Linked DNA regions of Homo sapiens: region 2 is linked to region 1. Evidence: read pairs that join two places in POLR2A ChIA-PET (ENCODE). Cell type or tissue: PC-3. All regions are shown on one strand. Links, peaks and the distances in the headings refer to the core of each region. The heading gives the core; the rest is flanking DNA. Region 1 has its middle 39 kb from the start of MIR550A3HG. Region 2 has its middle 10 kb from the start of WIPF3.

Region 1 (11,149 bases), core at 1,567-9,566:
AAAAACTATAATAAACACCTAACTCTTCAATGCCCAGACACTGACAAACATCCACAAGCATCAAGACCATTCAGGAAAACATGACCTCACCAAACAAAATAAATAAGGCACTAGGGGGCCAATCCTGGAATGACAGAGATAGGCGGCCTTTCAGACAGAGAATTCAAAATAGCTGTGCTGAGGAAACTCAAAGAAATTCAAGATAACACAGAGAAGGAATTGGTAATCCTATCAGATAAAGTTAACAAATAAACTGAAATAATTAAAAAGAATCAAGCAGAAATTCTGGAGCTGAAAAATGCAACTGCCATACTGAAGAATGTATCAGTCTCTTAATAGCAGAATTGATCAAGCAGAAGAAAGAATTAGTGAGCTTGAAGACAAGGAGTTAGACAGAGAGATAGCAGTAGGAAGTTTATTCAAAAGTATAACAGAATTTCTCAAAGCTAGAGAAAATATCAATATTCAAGAACAAGAAGGTTCTAGAACACCAAGCAGATTTAACCCAAAGGCTAACTCAAGTCATTTAATATCAAACTCCCAAAGGTCAAGGATAAAGAAAGGATCCTAAAAGCAGCAAGAGAAAAGAAACAAATAACATACAATGGAGATCTAATAGATCTGGCAGCAGACTTTTCAGTGAAAACCTTACAGGCCAGGAGAGCATGCCATGACATATTTAAAGTGAAGGCAAAAACCTTTTACCTGAGAGTAGTGTATCCAGAGAAAATGTCCTTCAAACCTAAAGGAGAAGACTTTCTCAGACAAACAAAACTGTGAAATTTGATCAACACCAGACCTATCCTACAAGAAATGCTAAAGGAATTTCTTCAATCTGAAATAAAAGGACATTAATGAGGAAGAAATAATCGGAAGGTACAAAACTCACTGGTAATAGCAAGTACACAGAGAAACAGAATATTATAGCAGTGTCATTATGGTATATGAACTACTTATATATGACAAGTAGAAAGACAAAAAGATGAACCAATAAAAAATAACTACAATAACTTTTCAAGAGACAGAGAGTACAATAAGATATAAATAGAAACAACAAAAAGGTAAAAAGTGGGAAGATGAAGTTAAAGTTTAGAATTTTTATTAGCTTTCTTCCTTTGGCTTATTTGTTTGTTTATGCAATCAGTGTTGTCATCAGTTTAAAATAATGGGTTATAAGATATTATTTGCAAGCCTCATGGTAACCTCAAGTATAAAAACATACAATGGATATACAAAAAATAAAAAGCAATAAGCTAAAACACACCACCAGAGAAAATCACCTTCAATGAAAGAAAAAGAGGAAGGAAGAGAAGACCACAAAACAATGAGAAAACAAATAACGAAATGGCAGGGGTAAGTCTGTATCAATAATAACACTGAATGTAAATGGACTAAACTCTCCAATCAAAAGACAAAGAGTAGCTGAATAAGAAAACAAAACCCTAAGAATCTGTTACCTACAAGAAACACACTTTACTTGTAAAGGCAAATATAGACAGAAAACAAAGGGATGGAAAATTATATTCCATGCCGAGGGAAACCATAAAAGAGCAGGAATAGCCATATTTATATCAGACACAATAGATTACAAGACAAAAACGATAAAAAGAGACAAAGAAGGTCATTATATAATGATAAAAGGGTTAATTCAGCAAGGGTATATAACAATTGTAAATATGTATACACCCAATACTGGAGCACACAGATACATAAAGCAAATATTATCAGAGCTAAAGAGAGAGACAGAGAGAGACAGATCCCAATACAATAATAGCCTGAGACTTCAACACCCCACCTTCAGCAGTGGACAGATCATCTAGACAGAAAATCAACAAAGAAACACTGAACTTAATCTGCACTGTAGATCAAAAGGACCTAATAGATACTTACAGAACATTTCACCCAACAGCTACAGAATACACATCCTTCTCCTCAGCACATGGATCATTCCTCAAGAATAGACCACAAAACAAGGATAGGCCACAAAACAAGTCTTAAAAAATTTTTTAAAAATTGAAACAATATCATGTATCTTCTCTGACCACAATGGAAAAAAAACTAGAAATCCGTAGCAAAAGGAATTTTGGAAACTCTACAAACATAGAAATTAAAGAATATGCTCCTGAATGACCAGTGGGTTAATAAAGAAATTAAGAAGGAAATTGAAAATGTTCTGGAAACAAATGATAATGAAAACACAACATATCAAAACCTATGGGATACAGCGAAAGCAGTATTAAGAGGGAAGTCTATAGCTATAAGTGCCTACATCAAAAAAGAAGAAAAACGTCAAATTAACAACCCAATGATGCATCTTAAAAAACTAGAAAAGGGCAAACAAAACCCAAAGTTAGTAGGAGAAATGAAATAATAAAGATCAGAGCAGAAATAAGTGAAATTGCAATGAAGAAAACAATATAAAAGATCAACTGGTTTTCTGAAAAGATAAAATTAACAAACCTTTAGCCAGACTAAGAAAAAAAGACAGAAGGCCCAAATAAATAAAATCAGAGATAAAAAAAGGAGACATTACAACCATATCGCAGAAATTAAAGGATCATTAGAGACTACCATGAGCAACTGTATGCCAATAAATTGGAAAACCTAGAAATGGATAAATCCCTAGATACACAAAACCTACCAAGATTGAACTATATAGAAATCCAAAACCTGAACAGACCAATCACAGGTAATGAGATCAAATCTCTAATGAAAAGTCTCTCAGCAAAGAAAAGCCCAGGACCTGATGGCTTCACTGCTGAATTTTATCAAACATTTAAAGAGAGCTAATATCAATCCCACTCTAACGATTCCATGAAATAGAGGAGGAGGGAATACTTCCAAACCCGTTGTATGAGACCAATATCACTTTAATACCAAAACCGTACAAAGACCCATCAAAAGAAAACTACGGGCCAAAATCTCTGATTAATGTTAATGCAAAAATCCTCAACAAAATACTAGCAAACTGAATTCAATAACATATTAAAAAGATTATTCATCATAACCAAATAGGATTTATCTCAGGGACACAAAGATGGTTCAACACAGCAAATCAACATGATACGTCATATCAACACAATGAAGGGGAATAAATCATATGATCATCTCATCTCCATAGATGCAGAAAAATCATTTGATAAAATTCAACATCCTTTCATGATAAAAACCTTAAAAAAACTGGGTATAGAAGGAATATTAGTGAACATAATAGAAACCATATACAGCAAACGCACAGCTAGTATCATACTGAGTGAGGAAACACTGAAAGCCTTTCTTCTAAGATCTGGGACATGACAAGGATGCTCACTTTTTACCACATTATTCAACATAGTACTGGAAATCCTAGCTAGAGCAATCAGACGAGAAAGAAATAAAGGGCATCCAAATTTGAAAGGAAGACGTCAAATTATCATTGTTTGCAGATGATACGATCTTATATTTAGAAAAACCTAAAGTCTCCACCAAAAAAAACTATCAGAACTGATAAATTCAGTAATGGTGTAGGACACAAAATCATACAAAAATCATTAACATTTCTATATGCCAACAGAGAACAATCTGAAAAAGAAAATTTAAAAAGTAATTCCATTTACAGTAGCCACACATAAAATTAAATATCTAAAAATTAACCAAAGAAATGAAAGATCTCTAGAATGAAAGCTATACAAAACTGGAGAAAGAAATTGAAGAAGACACAAAAAAATGGAAAGCTATTCTACGTTCAAGCATTGGAAGAATCAATATTGCTAAAATGTCCATATTATTCAAAGCAATCTACAGATTCAATGCAATTCCCATCAAACTACTAATGATAATCCTCACAGAAATAGAAAAAACGATCTTTAATTATATGAAAAAACAAAAGACCTAGAATAGCCAAAGCTACCCTGAGCAAGAAGAACAAAACTGAAGGAATCACAATACCTGACTTCAATTATACTACAAAAGTATAGTAACCAAAACATCACCGTATTGCCATAAAAACAGACACACAGACCAGTGGAACAGAATGGAGAACCCAGAAAGAAATCCATACATCTACAGTAAACTCATTTTTCACAGCAGTCTCAAAAACATACATTGGGGAAAGGGCAATCTCTTCAATAAATGGTGCTGGGAAAACTGGATATCCCTATGTGGAAGAATGAATCTACACCCCTATCTCTTGCCATATACAAAACTCAAATCCAAATGGATTAAAGACTTAAATCTAAGACCTCAAACTCTGAAATTACTACAAGAAAACTTTGGGGAAACCCTCCAGGACTTTGGATTGGGCAAAGATTTCTCGAGTAAATACCTGGGAAGCACGGGTAACCAAAGCAAAAATGAACAAAAGGGATGACATCAAGTATAAAAGCTTCTGCACAGCAAAGGAAACAATCAGCATGGAGTATGGGGTTCATGGAAATTCTCTCTACTGTCTTCACAATTTTTCTATAAATCTAAAACTATTCTATAAAGTAGAAGTCACAAAATAAAATCAAATATTCTACTTACAAATATAAAATGTAACTTGAAAACTACTATTAGGTACTATGCTCACTACCTGGGTACAATATACCCATGTAACAAGCTTGTACATGTGCCCCCTGCATCTAAAATAAAAGTTGAACACTAAAAAACATGTCATTTGAGATCATATTTCCCTCAGAAGGAAATTTTCATCACAATTTACTTCTTGGGTCCTATAGCAATTTACTTATGTGTGACTGATATGATACATTTTGCTGGCATCTGCTTATGCTAGTGACATTACTAAAGCCATCCAAAAATGTTATACAATAAATAGTTTTAACAATAAGTTTAGAAAAAAATTCATAAATATTCAGAAACACAAATAATTATACTCCCTCTGAAAGATAAAAAAGAGAGAAAAAGAAAAGCCTGACCAACATGGTGAAACCCCCTCTCTACAAAAAAAATACAAAAATTAGCTGGGCATGGTGATGCACACCTGTAGTCCCAGCTGCTTGGCAGAGCTGAGATGAGATGATCGCTTGAGCCCAGGATGTCCAGGCAGCAGTGAGCAGAGATCATGCCACTGCACTCAAGCCTGGGTGACAGAGCAAGACTCTGTCAAAAGAAAGAAAAAAAGAAAAGAAAAGAGAAAAGAAAGGCAAGGCATGGCAAGACAGAGAGAGAGAAGGAAGGAAGGCAGGAAGGAAGGGAGGGAGGGGGGGAATTCCAAAAATAAATCTTTAGCTTACTGACTTTAAATTCTAATGATAAATTATAATTTATCAATTTAAACTTTGAGTTATTTCACAAATATAAATATCTCCAAAACAAGTCCAAATACATATAAGAAATCTGTAAGAATAATATTTTTAAGAAAACATCTGTTTGGTTCATATCTCCTGTCTTAATCATAATGCTAAAGTTTAATGCATATTCATTTGAAAAATTAATGTTACAGTAAGTTATTTAATAATTGAATACAGTATGTTTTAAAAATGATGATATAATTACCTTAGATAAGTGTTTGTAGCTAAAACACACGAAATATCACGAACAGTCTGTGAATAGAATCAAATCAATGAAACTTTTCTAAGGAATACTGCAATATTTAAAATGCTCTGATTCATTAATGTAAACACTCCACCAAAGAAAGAAGTATTTTTTAATGTTTAAGGGAGTTCTCAGTAACAGGACGATCATACTATATATGCCTTCCTTTTCTCCTTCCGAGAAGTGACTTCACATCATTGAAAACTAAATGACCATCAGAAGTATCCTTGGGGTGAAAAATAAGCCACAATAGGACAAATAAAGACTGAGGGGTTTATAAGAAAGCAGCAAGGAAGGAGTGAAACTTGGCTGGCTGCAGGGATGAGAGAGGGAGAGAGACAGAGAGAGAGTTGTGTGTGTGTGTGTATGAAACTTGGCCGACTAGAGGGATGTGTGTGTGTGTGTGTGTGTGTATGAAACTTGGCTGGCTGCAGGGATGAGTGTGTGTGTGCACATTTGTGTATGTGTGTATGAAACTTGGCTAGCTGCAAGGATGTTTGTATGTGTGTGTGCGTGTGCGTGTGTGTATGAAACTTGGTTCGCTGCAGGGATGTGTGTGTGTGTATGTGTGTGTGTGTGTGTGTGTGTGTACGTACATGCCCCTGCTAGTGCACATGCATAGTTCAGGTTGTGGTGTGTTTGGAGACTAGGAATGTATTTATAAGTCTTGGATCTTAATTTTTTAAAATATAGGAGTTGCGGATCTAGCTATCAGTTTCTCTCACATTGCTGACTCTCCACTGAATAGTTAATTCATGCATTGGCCCCTCTAAGTGGAGCCTTATAAGGATAACTCGACATTTTGCCTTGATGGAAAAGAAACAGGCCAGTAGAGAAAATCTTCATTCTAGGCCAGCATGGGCCGAAAGAATGCAGGGCGGTAAACCTGCTCACATTTTACTCATTCCTCCTGGTTTCCTTTATCCTGACCCTTTCCACGTGGTCCGCAGGGAACTGGATCAAGGGTGAAACCACAGAGATGTCGAGGGAGATGCCTTTCTCACTCCTAAATTACTCACATCTCTGTGTAAACAAAGGAGTGAGAAGTGTGGCAACTAAAACTACATAGAGAAGATATGCAATTTGACTGTAAATACAGAAAACTTTCAACAAGAACACAACTGGTATGGTGGTAGGGAAATCGCGTTATTGTTATCTGCTTAAAAGTATACAATAAATACATACTGGCTTAAGACTTGATAGCTTGTAAATAATATAAATAAAGATAGCTCAAGACTGCTAAAAAAAAAAAAATAAACCCACTGTCTTTAACCATGCTTTTAGAATAACTCTCCCAGACCAACAAAACCTGCCAGTGGTATTTTAAGGATTGTTTCTTTTATTGAGATATTATTTTCTTCTGTCATGAAAACAGTGAACATGTAGAAAAATATTTTTTAATTAGCTATACAGAATTCTTCTACGCAAGCCCACTCAAAATAGATCAAGACTTCACTGTGCTTTATATTTGAAAGATACTAATGTAGTTGTCACTGGACTTTTCTTTCATAGCACCTATAAAAATTTTAATTCTTTAGACATTTGTGCGATTATCTGCTTCATGTTTGCACCCCCACCCCCAATAATCCAGGACTGTAAGTTCCAAGACAGGAGTGGCTACGTTTTATTTGTCTGGGTGTACCTACAATGTTAATGTAGTCCTTGATACACAGTTGGTGACTGGTATATATCTTTTGAAAGAAAAAATAAGAATACCTTTTATCATGGCTTTTTATAAAAAGATCGATAATGAAAGATCTAAATAAAAAACAAACTTTTAGAGAAAGAAAGAGTTTCTCCTAAAAATAACATGAAATTCTGAGCAATTTGCATGATTATAGTCCTTATATTGATGCCAAAAACAAATAATAATTTGTTTAAAAATACCTTTTTAAAGATAAAACATGTAATCACCATAACAACTGGAAGCAATAATGTCTTTGTGTATCTCAGCGGAGTCTGAAATACACCAAATTATTCAAAATAGTTACTTACGATTTTTACATTAAATTAGTAAACATCTATGTCAAACTAAGTGCCATGATAACATTCCTTAAAAGTAAAAGGTAAAATTTGTCATCAGCAGAATATATATTTATTGTCTTCCATGCCTTAATGAAATAATTAAAATTATAAAAATAGTTATAAAAAGTATTCCAAAAATTTAATGAAAAATTTATTATTTTAATAAAACTAGAATTGCTATATCTATTATGTTTTTCTTTTCTTTTTTTTATTTACATAATACTAAGTTTTAAAATGCGTGTTTACCGATCCCTGGGTCCTACATTGTAATTTTCTATACTACACAGCTCCATTATTTTCATTAGTGAAACTAGAGCTAAAAAGAAAGCTAACCAAAGTTAATTACTAAAACTATGAATAAGTACAGAAATAACATTGGCTAACTAATTCTGATGACCTGTTATTGTGATGATAAGGAGTAATTTACCATGTAACTAAATTATACATTTCTTAAAAGCAAGAAACCAGTTCATTTTCCTCTTTGCCGTGCTATAGCAAACTGCCTCATGGATAACTATAGTCAATAATAGTTTTTGAATGAATGGATGATTGGTTGGATGGATAAGAGAAGAATGTAAAATTCTATTACTTACCACTAATTCAGAATTCATAATAATTACACAAGGAATAATCAATCCAGTAGCAACTTTGTTATGTTCCATGAAAAAAATTAAGCTACAAATAGAGGAAAGCCCTGGATTGAGAGTTCTAGAATCCATTAGAATCCATGTCCTGATCTTGGCTTGTGTGTGCTTTAGGCAAATCTCTTAAGTTTTTCTTTATCTGCAAATGAAAGAACTATATGGCATGGTCTCTAAGAGCCCTTCCTGATCTTGTGTTCCATGATTCTACAAAGAGGCCAATTTTTTTTTCTTTTTTTTTTTGATACAGAGTCTCACTCTGTCGCCCAGGCTGGAGTGCATTGGTGCGATCTCAGCTCACTGCATCTCCGCCTCCAGGGTTCAAGCAATTCTCCTGTCTCAGCCTCCTACTCAGGCTGGGACTACAGGCATGCACCAACATGCCTGGCTAATTTTTGTATTTTTAGTAGAGATGGGGTTACCACCATGTTGGCCAGGCTGGTCTCAAACTCCTGACCTCACGTGATCCACCCGCCTCGGCCTCCAAAAGTGCTGGGATTACAGGGATGAACCACCACGCCCAGCCTATGTTTTAAAGCTTTATAGCATGAACTTTTTAAAAAGAATAATACCTTGCATTTGTATAATTAAAAATGAATTTTTATATGTTCATTAAAACTCATCAGTAGCATACCTTTCTTGGTAACACCTTGTTAAAAATGTTATAATATTTGGGGTGTTAACTGTAATAAAACTGAATTTCTTAAAAACAGAAACAAGCATTTAGACTTTTTCCTGAATGGTCCCATACTTCCAAGTGGCCTAGATTATTAAAAGTAGTTGACTGGTAATAATAATTATTACGGGTCATATAGTATGTTAAACACTCTTCTCAGATTATCTCATTTAACCATCATCAATAACTCTGTAAGATATGAGACTATCTTTTTTTTATTTTACAGACAAAAAAACGAGGAAGGTGGATTAGCAAGTTACAGTAAAAAAAATAAGTTGACCATTTCTGAGTAAAAATTTTGAGTTTCAGATTAAAAAAAAACTAGAGCAAAAACTCATAGTAGTAGAGAAGGAAAAAAGAAACATTCATACCGCTTTTTCCATGAAGTCAAATTTGGGAGCACAGGTGTATATTAAAGTATCAAATTCTGTATACCTTAAGATTCTGGCTGCTATAAGATCACTCAGGCAAATTTGGGAGAAAATAAAGTAAAATGAATTAAAATTACACAAATGATTATAGCCTATAGCCAGTAATACTTTATTGATGTAAGAATAACAAAGTTTATAGAGCAAATAAATCCAATGTATTTAGACATCCCTCTAAGAAAACAAAAAACTACAGTGAACCAAATATACGACGTGCTGACTTCTCAAGATAACTGAAAATTAAGAGAAATATCATGAAAAATGAAAAGTAGAAAGAAGTCAGAAAAAAATAAAGAGAAGATGATAAAGAGTGAGCTAAAATCAATATCTGCTGAGAAGAAACCACCATGTAGTTAATTACATTTTATAATAAGACAATTTATCATGAAAAACTATTTTACTTAACCTCTTTCAACATACATTGTAGGTCATAAGCTTTCTGTGCATTGTCAATTTCACAAAGCCTCACAGACTGATTACAATATTTGGGTATTTCTTGATGTTTTACAGACATATATTCAAACCACTGAATATGAGATCTGATCCTCATAAGAATTACAACAATTATACATACCACTTTGATCTTTGACTTAGCTATTTGATCTCCAAGGCTAAAAATAGATACCAACAACCAAATCCAATGCAGAACTTCTATTTTTCTACTGATTATTTACAACCTGCTCTTGGTGAGACAATTATTTTTCCACAGCATCCTCAGAAGGCCAGAAAAAGGAAAATATTTGGCAAGTAAACTCTTAATTCAAATTATTTTATAGGGACAGAAATTATCTTATAACAAGTTTGATGATTATAAGTGGTTTTCATTCAATTATTTTTCCTAATCTACCAGTACTCAAGGATAATTTAGAGTTGCAATTTATTTTTCTAATTTAGAGTAGGCCTGGTGACTAACAGTAATTTAACCAAACCACTATAATTTCAGGTCTTCCTCATAACTGTCACATAAAGGAAGTCACTCAGGACTACCAATGAAGTGTGTTTGTATTTTTTTTTTTTTAAGATTTGTAGGGCAGACATGGTGGTTCACACCTGTAATCCCCGCACTTTGGGAGGCCAAGGCAGGCGGATCACTTGAGGTCAGGAGTTTGAGACCAGGCTGGCCAACATGCTGGAATCCCATCTCTACTAATAATACAAAAATTAGCCAGGCGTGGTGGCACGTGCCTATAATCTCAGCTACTCAGGAAGCTGAGGCATGAGAATTGATTGAACCCAGGAGGTGGAGGTTGCTGTGACCCGAGATTGGCCACTGCACTCCAGCCTGGGTGAGAGAGTGAGACTGTGTTTAAAAAAAAATAATAATTTGTAAAGAGCTGGGGGTCAATGTGAAGTAAGTGTGAAGTAAGGCAAGAAACATAATCATGAACAAACTTAACAGATACATAAATAACTTAGAAGCTCTAAATAAAGTTTATCATAAGACATATATAATAAAGTTAAAAACAATAAAAAGGAAAGGAGAATGGGGAAATGTGTCAGACATACCAGAGAACAGCAGCAACAAATAAACTAATAAACCACCATGCAAAGCTAGCAATAAACGGCAAACGCTTACATTTAGAAATTTTATTTAATATAAACACGTTGTATGTTATATTGCATAGAGATAGCATTTGACCTTTTAGAGAAGTAATACTATAACCCCTTGTCAAAGTACATAATTTCAGCATCAAACAGGGCCCTAATTGGATAGCATTAAATGAGGTAAATTTCAACATTGATTATTGTATGATATACTCATGTAGGCTTATTTCTAAACAGAAAGTGCTAGAAATAAAAAGTAGATTCATGCATTCTTTTCTATTCCCTAAACCAGTTAGTTAAGCAGGGACTTAGGCCTTGAA
Region 2 (11,149 bases), core at 1,323-9,322, 73 kb before region 1:
TTTGTATCCTTATCTCACAGCACAGAGGCTAGCACATAGTAGGTACTCAATACACATTTGTTGAGTTCTGAAAGAAATGAATAAATTAGGGTTGGGGACTGGAGCTACATATCTGAGGGTTTGTAACGTTTCTCAAAAAAAGTTTATATCAACTTTACTAAGGGATAATGTCATACAATAAAACGCACTCCTTTTAAGTGAACAGTTTAATGAATGCTGACAAATGTTTACTCTGATATAACCACCACCTTTATCAAGGTATAGACTATTCCATCTCCAAGAAAGTTATCTTATCCCCCTTTGCAGTCAGTCCCTATGCCCAGCCCCATGCAACTGAAATGAGAGAGCTCCCTGACCCCCTTGTGGGATGTGAGGCAGGGGTGTGGCTCATTTGTTTGGCCACTGCACACTCAAACTTCTTATGGGATGGGGAGCAGATGGGCAGGTGCAGGAGCCAGGGCAAGTGCTTTTGGGCTCTGGGCCCATAGTAGCATCTAGGGGTGGATGCCTGTGACTCCTAAAGCCCCAGTGGGCATATTACAGTGCTCTTTTAGCTCTGCTGTCTGCAGATGGCCTAAGTGTTAACCAGCTCAGTACCCTCTTGGTACCCAGGTTTTTGCCCAGCATCCAGGAAGAATCAGGTCACATGGACAAATTGAGGGACAGTAAATGTGGGGGATTTTATTGCTGGATGGGAGTGGCTCTTGGTGGGATGGATGGAGCTGGAAAGGGAATGGAGTGTGAAGATGATCAACCATGGAGTTTGGCCGTCCTGCAGCCGATCTCCTCTCCGACCGTCCCCAGCTGAACTCCTCTCGATGGTCAGACCCTCCTCTTATCTCCTTTGCTGCTCTGCTCTGCCGCTCTTTTGCTCCTCTGCTCTTTTGCTCATGGGGTTTGGGGTTTATATGGGTACAGGATAGAATGATGTGGCAGGCCAGAAGGCAACATTTGGGCACAAAACCAGGAATGTCTATTCCCATTTAGGGCCGCAGGTTTCCAGGCTTGAGGGTGGGGCCTTTGCTGGGGAACTGCCCTCTTTTATCCAGTACCTCCCTGCCTCCTGTCAGTATCACAACCACGGAGCTATTACTGTGGATTAGTTTTGTCTTTTCTGGAGCTTTGTGTACTAGAATCATACATGAAGAACTATTTTGTCCTGACTTCTTTCACTCAGCCTATGTGATTCACCCATGAGTTATGTGTTATATGTAGTTTATTCCTTTTTACTGCTGATTGGTATTTCATTGTATGGATATGCCAGTATTTGTTTAATCCATTTACCTTTTGGTGGACACTTAGTTTGTTTCTAGTTTTTTTTGATATTACAAATGAAGGTGCTTTGAATATTTGTGTACAAGTCCTTTTGCAGATAAATGCTTTTATTTCTCCATGGTAAATACTTAGGAATATAGTTTTAAGAATCATTAACATTTAAAACAAAGATAAAACCTTAGAACCACACTGAGATACTACTTCACACCCACTAAGATGGCCATAATTTTTGAAAGTGTTGGCAAGAATGTGGAGAAGTTGGAATCCTCATACATTACTGGGGAGAATATAAAATGGTACAGCTGCTGTGGAAAATAGTTTGGCAGTTCCTCAAAAAGTTAAACATAGAACTTCCATAGGACCCAGAAATTCCACTCCTAGGCATGTACCCAAAAGATTTGAACACAGGAATTTAAATAAAAACTTGTATATGAATGTTCATAGTAACACTACTCGTAATAGCCAAAAGATGAACACAATCCAAATTTCCATCAACAGGTGACTGGATAAACAAAATGGGATATATCCATACAATGGAATATTATTCAGCAATGAAAAAAATGAAGTACTGATACATGCCACAGCATGGATGAACCTTGAAAATATGCTAACTGAAAGAAACAGACACAAAAGACCACATATTATGTAATTCTATGTATATGAAATATACAGAATAGGGAAATTCATAGAGACAGAAAGCAGATTGGTGGTTGCCAGGGGTTGGGGAAAGAAAAGTGGGGAGGGATTGCTTAATGGCTACAGGATTTCTATTGAGGGGGATAAGAATGTTCTGGAACTAGGTAATGGCTATATTTGCACAAAGTTGTGAATGTATGCAATGCCACTGAACTGTACAGTTAAACATGGTTTAAAGATTAAATTTGAGACCAGGTGCTGTGGCTCATGTCTGTAATCCAAGCACCTGAGGAGACCAAAGAAGGAAGATTTCTTGAGGCCAGGGGTTCAAGACCAGCCTGGGCAACATACCGAGACCCATTCTCTACAAAAGAAAATTAGTCAGGCATAGTGGCGTGTGCCTGCAGTCCCAGCTACTCAGGAGACTGAGGTGGAAGGATCGTTTGAACGGAGGCATTTGAGGCTGCAGTGAGCTATGACGGCACAGCTGTACTCCAGCTCGGGCAACAGAGCAAGACTTCATCTTTCAAAAAATAATAGTTAGGCTGGGCGTGGCAGCTAACGCCTGTTAATCCCAGCACTTTGGGAGGCCAAGGCAGCAGGATTGCTTGAGCCTGGGAGTTTGAGACCAGCCTGGACAATATAGTGAGATCTTGTCTCTACAAATTTTTTTTTTTTGATTAGCCAAGTGTGATACAAGTGTGTATAGCAGCATGCCTGTAGTCCCAAGTGCTTTGAAGGCTGAGGTGGGAGGATTGTTTGAGCCTGGAAAGTGGAGGTTGCAGTGAGCTGAGATCACACCACTGCACTCCAGGCTGGGTGACAGAGCAAGACCTTGTCTCAAAAATAAATACATAAATAAATTTTATGTTATGTATATTTTACCACAATAATTCTAAAAGATAAAGCCTTAGAGGGGTGTGAGAGGCTGGGGCAGTGTTTCCCACCCTCTGTAAAAGCTATTCCTTCATGCACTACAACTGAGGGTGGGCATGTCTGTCAGCTCAAATGTAGCCCTGAGCCTTCTGTGCAAGTCTCTGTGCAGAGAGGAAGCTCCATCTTGCCATGAGGAAAAGTTAAGAGGCATGGCACTCCATCACTTAACATCAGGCCAGGGCCGTGCAGATTCCTGGGTTGAGAAACTTGACTTCACAAGAAGAGTACATAAAAGAGAGCAGGAAGTTCTATTCAAACACCCACACTGTGCCAAAAGGCAACCAGGGTGGCGATAGTTCAATATAGCTGTGGATGCATTTTAATCCCATCAGGCTGCCTCCAAAATTTCTCCTGCTCCAAAATGTGTTGCAAACACAAAAGGCTGAGATCTACTTTCTTCATTTTTTGGAGTGAGAAGAGAGGATAGTCAAGGCGTGTGGAGAATACAGGGCTTTACTGAACAGGCAGAGAAAGAGGAAACAATCCACAGGGCAGGTGGGAGAGAGGGGCAAGAGAGAGAGGAAAGAGCCCAGGAGAGTGAGGACACAGAAACCAAGGGGAGAGAAGACATGGCTGGTAGTGTCATGCTACACGGAAGTCACATTCAGCGGCCAAAACACGTGACAAAGGGAAGTCATCAGTGACCTTGGTATTTGCAAGGTCAGTGCAGTAGGCCACTCAGAAGGCTGATCTTACTGGGCTGAGATATGGGAAGTACCTGAGGAAGTAGAAACCACACTTCGAGTGTATTTTTCAAAAACCTTGACCTAGAAGAGAAACAGAGAGACAGGGCCATGTCTAGAAGAGGAGCAAGAATCTAGAGAAAGTCGAGACTCTAACATGTTGTAGGGTAAGAAAAAAAGATCCAAGACAGAAAAAAGTTTCAAGATTTAGGAAAGCAAGAGAATTGTAAATGGAGCAAGGCATTCTCTGAAATTCCTTCTTAAACCTGTTCTTTGAGAAACTGAGAAGAGCTTTGCTAAAGAATATTTTACAATATTTTTAAGACCTTTGATCCTTCCAAGTAAATAACATAAAGTAGTATAGAAAGCCTGGATCTTGGAGACAAAAGACATAGATCCAAGCTGGTTTGTCTATATCCACATTGCCAACTGGCTGTGTGATTTTCATCTTTCAGTAGTTTGTTAGATCCTTAAATCTTAGTTGTTTGAGGTGCAAGGCAGGTGCAGTCATTTCTGCTGTGCCTCAAAATCACTATCAGAATACCTAGAGGTGAATTCTATGAAATTCTTTAAAGTGCAAACACTGCATTTTACTATGAAGGGCCACAGAAATAAAAGAAACTACCTGTTTTACCGTATCGTATTTTTAATTAATCTGCACTCCAAAAACACCTACTGAAAAATAATTATTATTTAAAATAAGGACTGTAACTGCCAACTATTCTCACCTTGCAACCTCCAGCCTGTTATTTCGGAGTACTTCCCTTTGTCTACACAAGGGCCACCTTTTTGCACACTGTGAATACAAAGGACTGTCACTGCAATGTAGGAACAAGGGGTGGTGCGCCTCCTGAGGCCACTCCCTACTTCTCTCCAAGCCTGTTGCACTGCTAAGATTGCTTTTCTTCACCAGTCTTCTCTTGTCTCTTCTTTGCCAGTATGGTCCATTATTCACAAGGCAAACTCTGCTCTCAGCTTCGTGGTGGAAATGGCCATTTGGTTTACAGTAATTGACAGTTTTCTAAGGGCTTTCCCCTCCATTGTCATAACGATCATCATCACAAGTGGAGGCCTCAGTCACTCTATTTGAGATGATGAAATGGGGGCTTAGAAGTGAATGGGCTGACAACAGTCCCAGGGCTGGTGAGGAGCAGAGCTGTGAATGGAGATGAATCCTACTGTCTTGCCACCATGCCACAGGATGGTCATCTCACTGCCAGCACAGGGCTTGTTGCAAGGCACCTTTATTGAATGTGTGACTGGACAAATGACTCATGAACATTTCAGCTTAGTCGTGCCCCCTGCACCCTCCATCCTGGTAAGAGCTATCCTGTCCTAATGGAAGCTCTTTTTAGAGGATTCTGTTCTCTTTCTGGCTTGTTTGTGGTAATAGCACTGACACTCACTGATTCTCTCAAGTGAGGAACCTGGGTCATCCTAGTCTTCTCCTTGATTTCTACCACCACCATCTAATCCATCACAAAACCATTGACCTTCTGCCTCCCAGACACCTTTCCCTGTTGGCCCCTGGAGCCACTGCTTTAGCTCAGGCCTGGTCTATTGCTGTCATCTGCAACATGATGTTATGGGCTCCAATGCTGTGTTCCCTCCTCCTAACTCTTCTCCACCCTGAAGCCATAATAATCTTTCTAAAGCAAAATTTTAATCATCTAACTCACCTGCTTAGAGTTCCTCAACCACTCTCTTTTGAGCTTAAGATAAAGCCTAAGTAACTTAGTATCATCTACAAAGACCCCCAAGATTGGCTTCATCTCATCTTCTGACTCTGCCACCCCACAACCACACTGTGCTGCTGCTGTCCCAGAGGGCTCGGAGCCCCTCACATTCACCTGACTCTGCCTTCCTCAAAGCCACTTCTTGTCCTGGTATACCTTTTCCCTCCTTATTTCCCGGTGAACATCTTATCCTTCAGTATCAACACTCACCTATTCTGAGAAAGCTTTCTGAACCCTCAAGGAAGACCAGGGCTCCATTTCTCAATATTTAACATCCTCATCCCCTTTGTTCTTAAGCACTTAGAGCATGACATTGTAACTGTCTATTTGTCTATATCCTTAAGGGCAGAAATGGTGCCATTGTCCCAGTACCACCAGCACTGAACAAAATAGGCTTCACATAATAAGTCAGCACTCAATAAATCTTGAATTGATGAATAAGTTAATGACAGAGTATCTAATCCTCTTTTTCTTGCCTGTCCAGGGAAAATTCTGCACCAGAAAGACTACAGCTTAGTGGTGATAAGTCAACAAAAGTGGATGCTTTACTTCTCTCTTGGTGAGAAAGGACTCTAGCTTCAACCTCATGGTGTGAAGTCACAGAGCCCTTTAGAACAGAATGATAGAATAAGAAAGCAAACAGTTTTTGAGCAATCCTGACTTGGCTCTCTTTGTAGCTTTGCTTTTTTTTTTTTTTTTTTTTTAAATAGTGGGGCAAACTTCTGAACAATCATCACAGACATTTCAAATATGAAAACAAAAAGTAGTTCAAGGCCAAGTAGACATGCTTTAAAATTTTTTGCCATTTTGGGCTATCTGTGCTCATACTCCCTAAATAGAGTCACATTGTTTACAGGGATGATCAAGGATAGATTGTTCTCAAAAGTCCTGGAGTTCTGCACATTAGGATAACACGACATGGCATGTGACATGGTGATAAATTGCCACTTACTGGCAACGAGGAATAGTGATGACTTCTGTATCTAGTCAACCAGGTGACATAGCCAGGCCTTGGTCAGTCAATTCTCAAAAAAGAGAGACTCATCTTCCACCCACATCTAGAGGGTAACAAGTTCAAATACAAGATAGCCATGTTTCCCTGTCATTAAAGAGATTATTTCTTTTTATTTTTCAATGCTGGCATTTCTTGACCACAGAAAGGTTGAAGAAAGACATTGTGTCATGTAGAAAAAAAAGAATAGCATGCTTGTCTGATGGCATTGCCTACCAGTTTTCTATAGCTTAGTAAGAATAAAAGACTGGGTCTTGAAAACACTTGAAAAGAGATGATCATAAATCAAAGTACACCTTAATCAGCTTAACGTATTAATCCTTCTTCTTGGCTATTCAAGAGAAATAGTCAGGAAGCACTTAGTGAAAATGGGGGAAGGCATGAGCCTGGAAAAGCTTGCTGACGAATGAAACACCAGCCAGATTATTTTACCAAAGGGCATGTGATCCAGCTCAGAAAAAAAAAATGCATATAATTTTAGTGTGCAACTCCCATATATCTCCACAAAGCCAAAATCTGCATTATAATATAGAAGATGTAAACGGGCAGAAAATATACTTGCAAGTTCCTTAAGGACCATAAAGAACTGCTCATTGTCTTGGAGAGGAAAGGAACTGGAGGGGTGGGGGTGCCAGAGGCGTTTGAACCAGAGCAACTCCATCTTGAATAGGAGCTGGTTAAAGTAAGGCTGAGACCTACTGGGCTGCATTCCCAGATAGTTAGGCATTCTAAGTCACAGGATGAGATAGGAGGTTGGCACAAGATACAGGCCATAGAGCTGGCCCAAACCCACCAGAACCAAGATGGCGACGAGAGTAAACTCTGGTTGTCCTCACTGCTACACTCCCACCAGTGCCATGACAGTTTACGAATGCCATGGCAATGTCAGGAAATTACCCTATATGGTCTAAAAAGGGGAAGCATGAATAATCCACCCATTGTTTAGCATATAATCAAGAAATAACCATAAAAATGGGCAACCAGCAGCCCTTGGGGCTGCTCTGTCTATGGAGTAGCCATTCTTTATTCCTTTACTTTCTTAATAAACTTGCTTTCACTTTACTCTGTGGACTTGCCCTAATTTCTTTCTTGCCTGAGACCCAAGAACCCTCCCTTGGGGTCTGGATTGGGACCGCTTTCTGGTAAAAGGGGGAAGCTACCATCTCAGAGTAATAATAATAATAGCTAATATTTATTAAACATTTTCTACCTGTGCTTACCAGTGCCTATAGGCACTGCTCTAAGCACTTTACTTGTGTCAGTTCACTTCATTCTTACAATAACAATTAATCTTACTTTCTGGCCTCTGCTCTTAGCCACACTATCTCTGAGACCAGAACTTGGTGGGTTCTTCCAGGTGTGGGCAAACAATTGCACTGTGGCAACTCCAGTAACAAGCCCCCTTTCCTTCTTTTGATTTAAATAGAAAACAGAAAAAAGTTTTATTCAAGGTTCCTTTTATTTTGCTTTTAATGCTAAAGGAATATATTGTCCTTGGTTCCCTGTTGAGATAATTTGGAAAATACAGAAAATTACCAAGAATAAAATTACGAATCACTCACAATTCTTCTACAGCACAAATAACCACAGATAATACTTAAATGCATTTCTCTGAAACACATGAACACAGACCCATCTATATGACATATGTATACACCCATGTTCTGCTTTTTTCACTTAACATCATATCATGAGCAAGTTTCCTTGTCATTACACAGTTCAGTGGAAAGAGTGAAGGGACCCAGGAAGCTGAAGGTTTGTTTTATGGTTCACTCCTCCTTTGATGGTTCGACCTGGGAGTGACATTACTTTTGAGGGCACCTTGATTTCAAAATCTAGTGTTTATTTGTTGTCAGATTGAGGGCTACACCCACTTGTGAATGGAAAGTCTGCATCTGTAAAATAAAATGACATTTCACTAGAGGTCAAATCACAAGGAAGCAAAGAGGGGATGGGCACGCAGCTCAGTTATAGCAGAATTGAATTCGTCCTGCTCTTTCTCTTGACTGAGGGACAGCACTGAACCCCAGCTGAGCAGTGGAATGTAGGAGGAAGGCTTGATGTAGCTCTTGTTTTTCTCACCTCTGTTATCTACACTTTAAAGGCCCATTAACTGCCTTTCAGTTGCTATCTAAAGGAGACAGAAGCTTCTTAGGGCTCCTCAATCAACTCCTCTTTCAGAGAAAGAATGAAAGGGAACACCTGGGTACATTGACACATGTAAAATAACAGTGCATACATGCTGTCCTGTCTTTGTCAGCCCAGTAAAATGCTTTTTTGAGTAGCTGGATTTCCTAGTGACAAACTTACACAAGGAGTTTTCAAATAATACTTATCTTGGGAGAAATATTTGTTAGCTGTCTCTTTCCTTGATTCAGTTTGACAGATTCCTTCCCTCTACAATTTATCTCATTAATGCATTTTGCGTTAATTTTTTTTTTTAAATCAACAGTTAAACTAGATTTCTAAGGACCCAGGAATTTAGCAGTCTGGTGCTTGGTAAACCATTCCAGTGGATCTTTTGTTCTAAAGTCTTCAAATTGAATCAGTGAAACATGGACAGAAATACTATGTGTGTGTGTGTGCGTGCGTGTGTGTGGTACCTGCTGCCTTCCTAAGATAAAATGTCATTTCTTATAGGTGCTGAGATTGAGATATATATACCTTGAGCACAGAAACCTTGATTTCTAGAATTCACAGGACTAGTTGATAGAGTTATTGAATCACAGATAAAGATAAGATTAATCCAGATCAATCTATTAATTTATTTCTTCTACTGTTTTATTTCTCTAATTCCAATGAAAGATGCCACTGAAGTAGTTTGGATAATTTAGTGAAGGAATGACAGGATTGTTTTCATTTTTCAAAAATGTATTTTTTATTTTTTATTTTTGAGACAGAGTCTCACTCTCACCCGGGCTGGAGTGCAGTGGTGAGATCACGGCTCACTACAGCCTTGACCTCCTGGGCTCGAGCAATCCTCCTACCTCAGCTTTCCGATTAGCTGGGACTACAGGCTCACCATGTCTGGCTAATTTAAAATATTTTTTTGGTAGAGACAATATATTCCTTTAGTGGACTACATAGCCCAGGCTGGTCTCAAAACTCCTGGGCTCAAGCCATCCTCCAGCCTTGGCCTCCTAAATTATTGGGATTACAGGGATCAGCCACCATTTAAAAACTGATTTTTAAAATATCAAAGATAATGCACCTATTTTAACCATAGTGCTAAAATTCTTATATGAAAAACAGAATTTCCTTGCTTCGGTTTCCCCCTTCCTCTTCTGCTGAGGCAACTTTCATGCGCGTCCGTGTGAAGAGACCACCAAACAGGCTTTGTGTGAGCAACATGGCTGTTTATTTCACCTGGGTGCAGGTGGGCTGAGTCCGAAAAAAGAGTCAGCAAAGGGTGGTAGATTATCATTAGTTCTTATAGGTTTTGGGATAGGCGGTGAAGTTAAGAGCAATGTTTTGCGGGCAGGGCTGGATCTCACAAAGTACATTCTCAAGGGTGGGGAGAATTACAAAGTACATTGATCAGTTAGGGTGGGGCGGAAACAAATCACAATGGTGGAATGTCATCAGTTAAGGCTATTTTTACTTCTTTTGTGGATCTTCAGTTACTTCAGGCCATCTGGATGTATACGTGCAAGTCACAGGGGATGCAATGGCTTGGCTTGGGCTCAGAGGCCTGACATTCCTACCTTCTTTTATTAATAAGAAAAATAAAACAAAATAGTGTTGAAGTGTTGGGGCGGCGAAAATTTTTGGGGGGTGGTATGGAGAGAGAATGGGCGATGTTTCTCAGGGCTGCTTCAAGCAGGATTAGGGGCAGCGTGGGAACCTAGAGTGGGAGAGATTAAGCTGAAGGGAGGTCTTGTGGTAAGGGGTGATATTGTGGGGATGTTAGAAGAAACATTTGTCATATAGAATGATTGGTGATGTTAGAAGAAACATTTGTCATATGGAATGATTGGTGATGGCCTGCATACAGTTTTGGATGAATTGAGAAACTAAACGGAAGATACAAGGTCCGAATAAAAGAAGGAGGAAAATGGGTATTAAAGGACTAAGAATTGGGAGGACCTAGGACATCCAATTAGAGAGTGCCTAAGGGGGTTCAGCATAATTACTTGCTTGGTTGGCAAGTTTTTGGGCTCTATCCTTGAGTTTTTTTATGTTGTCATACACCAAGCCAGATTGATTTAGGTAGAAACAACACTCTTCATTTAAGAATATGCAGAGTCCTCCTTTTTCAGCAGTGAGTAAGTCAAGGCCTCGGCGGTTTTGGAGGACAACTGCAGCTTAAGAGTCAACTTGGGCCTGGAGGACTGATAAAGTTTGTGTTATGTCTGTGATGCTAGCAGAAGTCATTAGACAGGCTACAGAAGGTCATAACAGAGGTTGAAATGCCTGCTATTCCAGTACCGAGAGCAATAGTGGAGGCAGAAAGTCCTAAACCGACCATCAAGGGAATTAGTGGAACAACTCTTCTTTGTCGTGTGGGTGTCATGAGGGGAACAGGGAGCTCTTTGGTCCTATTTGCAAATTGAATTTTGGGGGTAAGGAAGACTACTGTGCATGTGCCTGTCCAATTAGCAGGTAGACACATGTAGGTAGAGGATCCACAGAGGAAGAAGAGACCTTGTGCGAGGCAAAACTGGAGATGTAAAGTAAAAAGATGAGAAGGAGAGCTGAAAGGGGTGTCTTGTACCTAGAGTCCTAGGGATCCAGCTAGGGCGGCAGCTGTCAGAGGTTGTAATGAGGACTGATTGGGGTAACTGCTTAGAGGGGGAGGTTCGATTTTCATGGTGTATGAGAAAACGTTGAGTATCTACGAGCAATCTTTCACTGTTATTTTCGGGGCTGGG

What was found. ChIA-PET counts read pairs that join two places held together with the same protein. Peaks named below come from ENCODE experiments on the same cell type or tissue, not always from the same donor. Only the 100,000 strongest peaks of a DNase experiment are listed, where the experiment ranks them.
Region 2: POLR2A ChIA-PET joins it to region 1 with 5 read pairs; 3 of 35 experiments call an interaction of 5 or more read pairs at or near these places.

What each region holds. Positions count from the first base shown.
Region 1 is chr7:29,718,645-29,729,793 of GRCh38, reverse strand. It overlaps the pseudogene DPY19L2P3. Among named protein-coding and RNA genes, the nearest start is that of MIR550A3HG, 39 kb to the right of the region's middle. In PC-3, for the core only: no CTCF peak of the experiment used is centred there; a DNase peak (open chromatin) is centred at 6,453; H3K4me3 peaks cover 1,555 bases; H3K27ac peaks cover 822 bases.
Region 2 is chr7:29,790,954-29,802,102 of GRCh38, reverse strand. No RefSeq gene overlaps it. Among named protein-coding and RNA genes, the nearest start is that of WIPF3, 10 kb to the left of the region's middle. RefSeq lists enhancers at 7,653-8,482, 8,483-9,313 and a cis regulatory region at 8,170-8,582. In PC-3, for the core only: no CTCF peak of the experiment used is centred there; no DNase peak of the experiment used is centred there.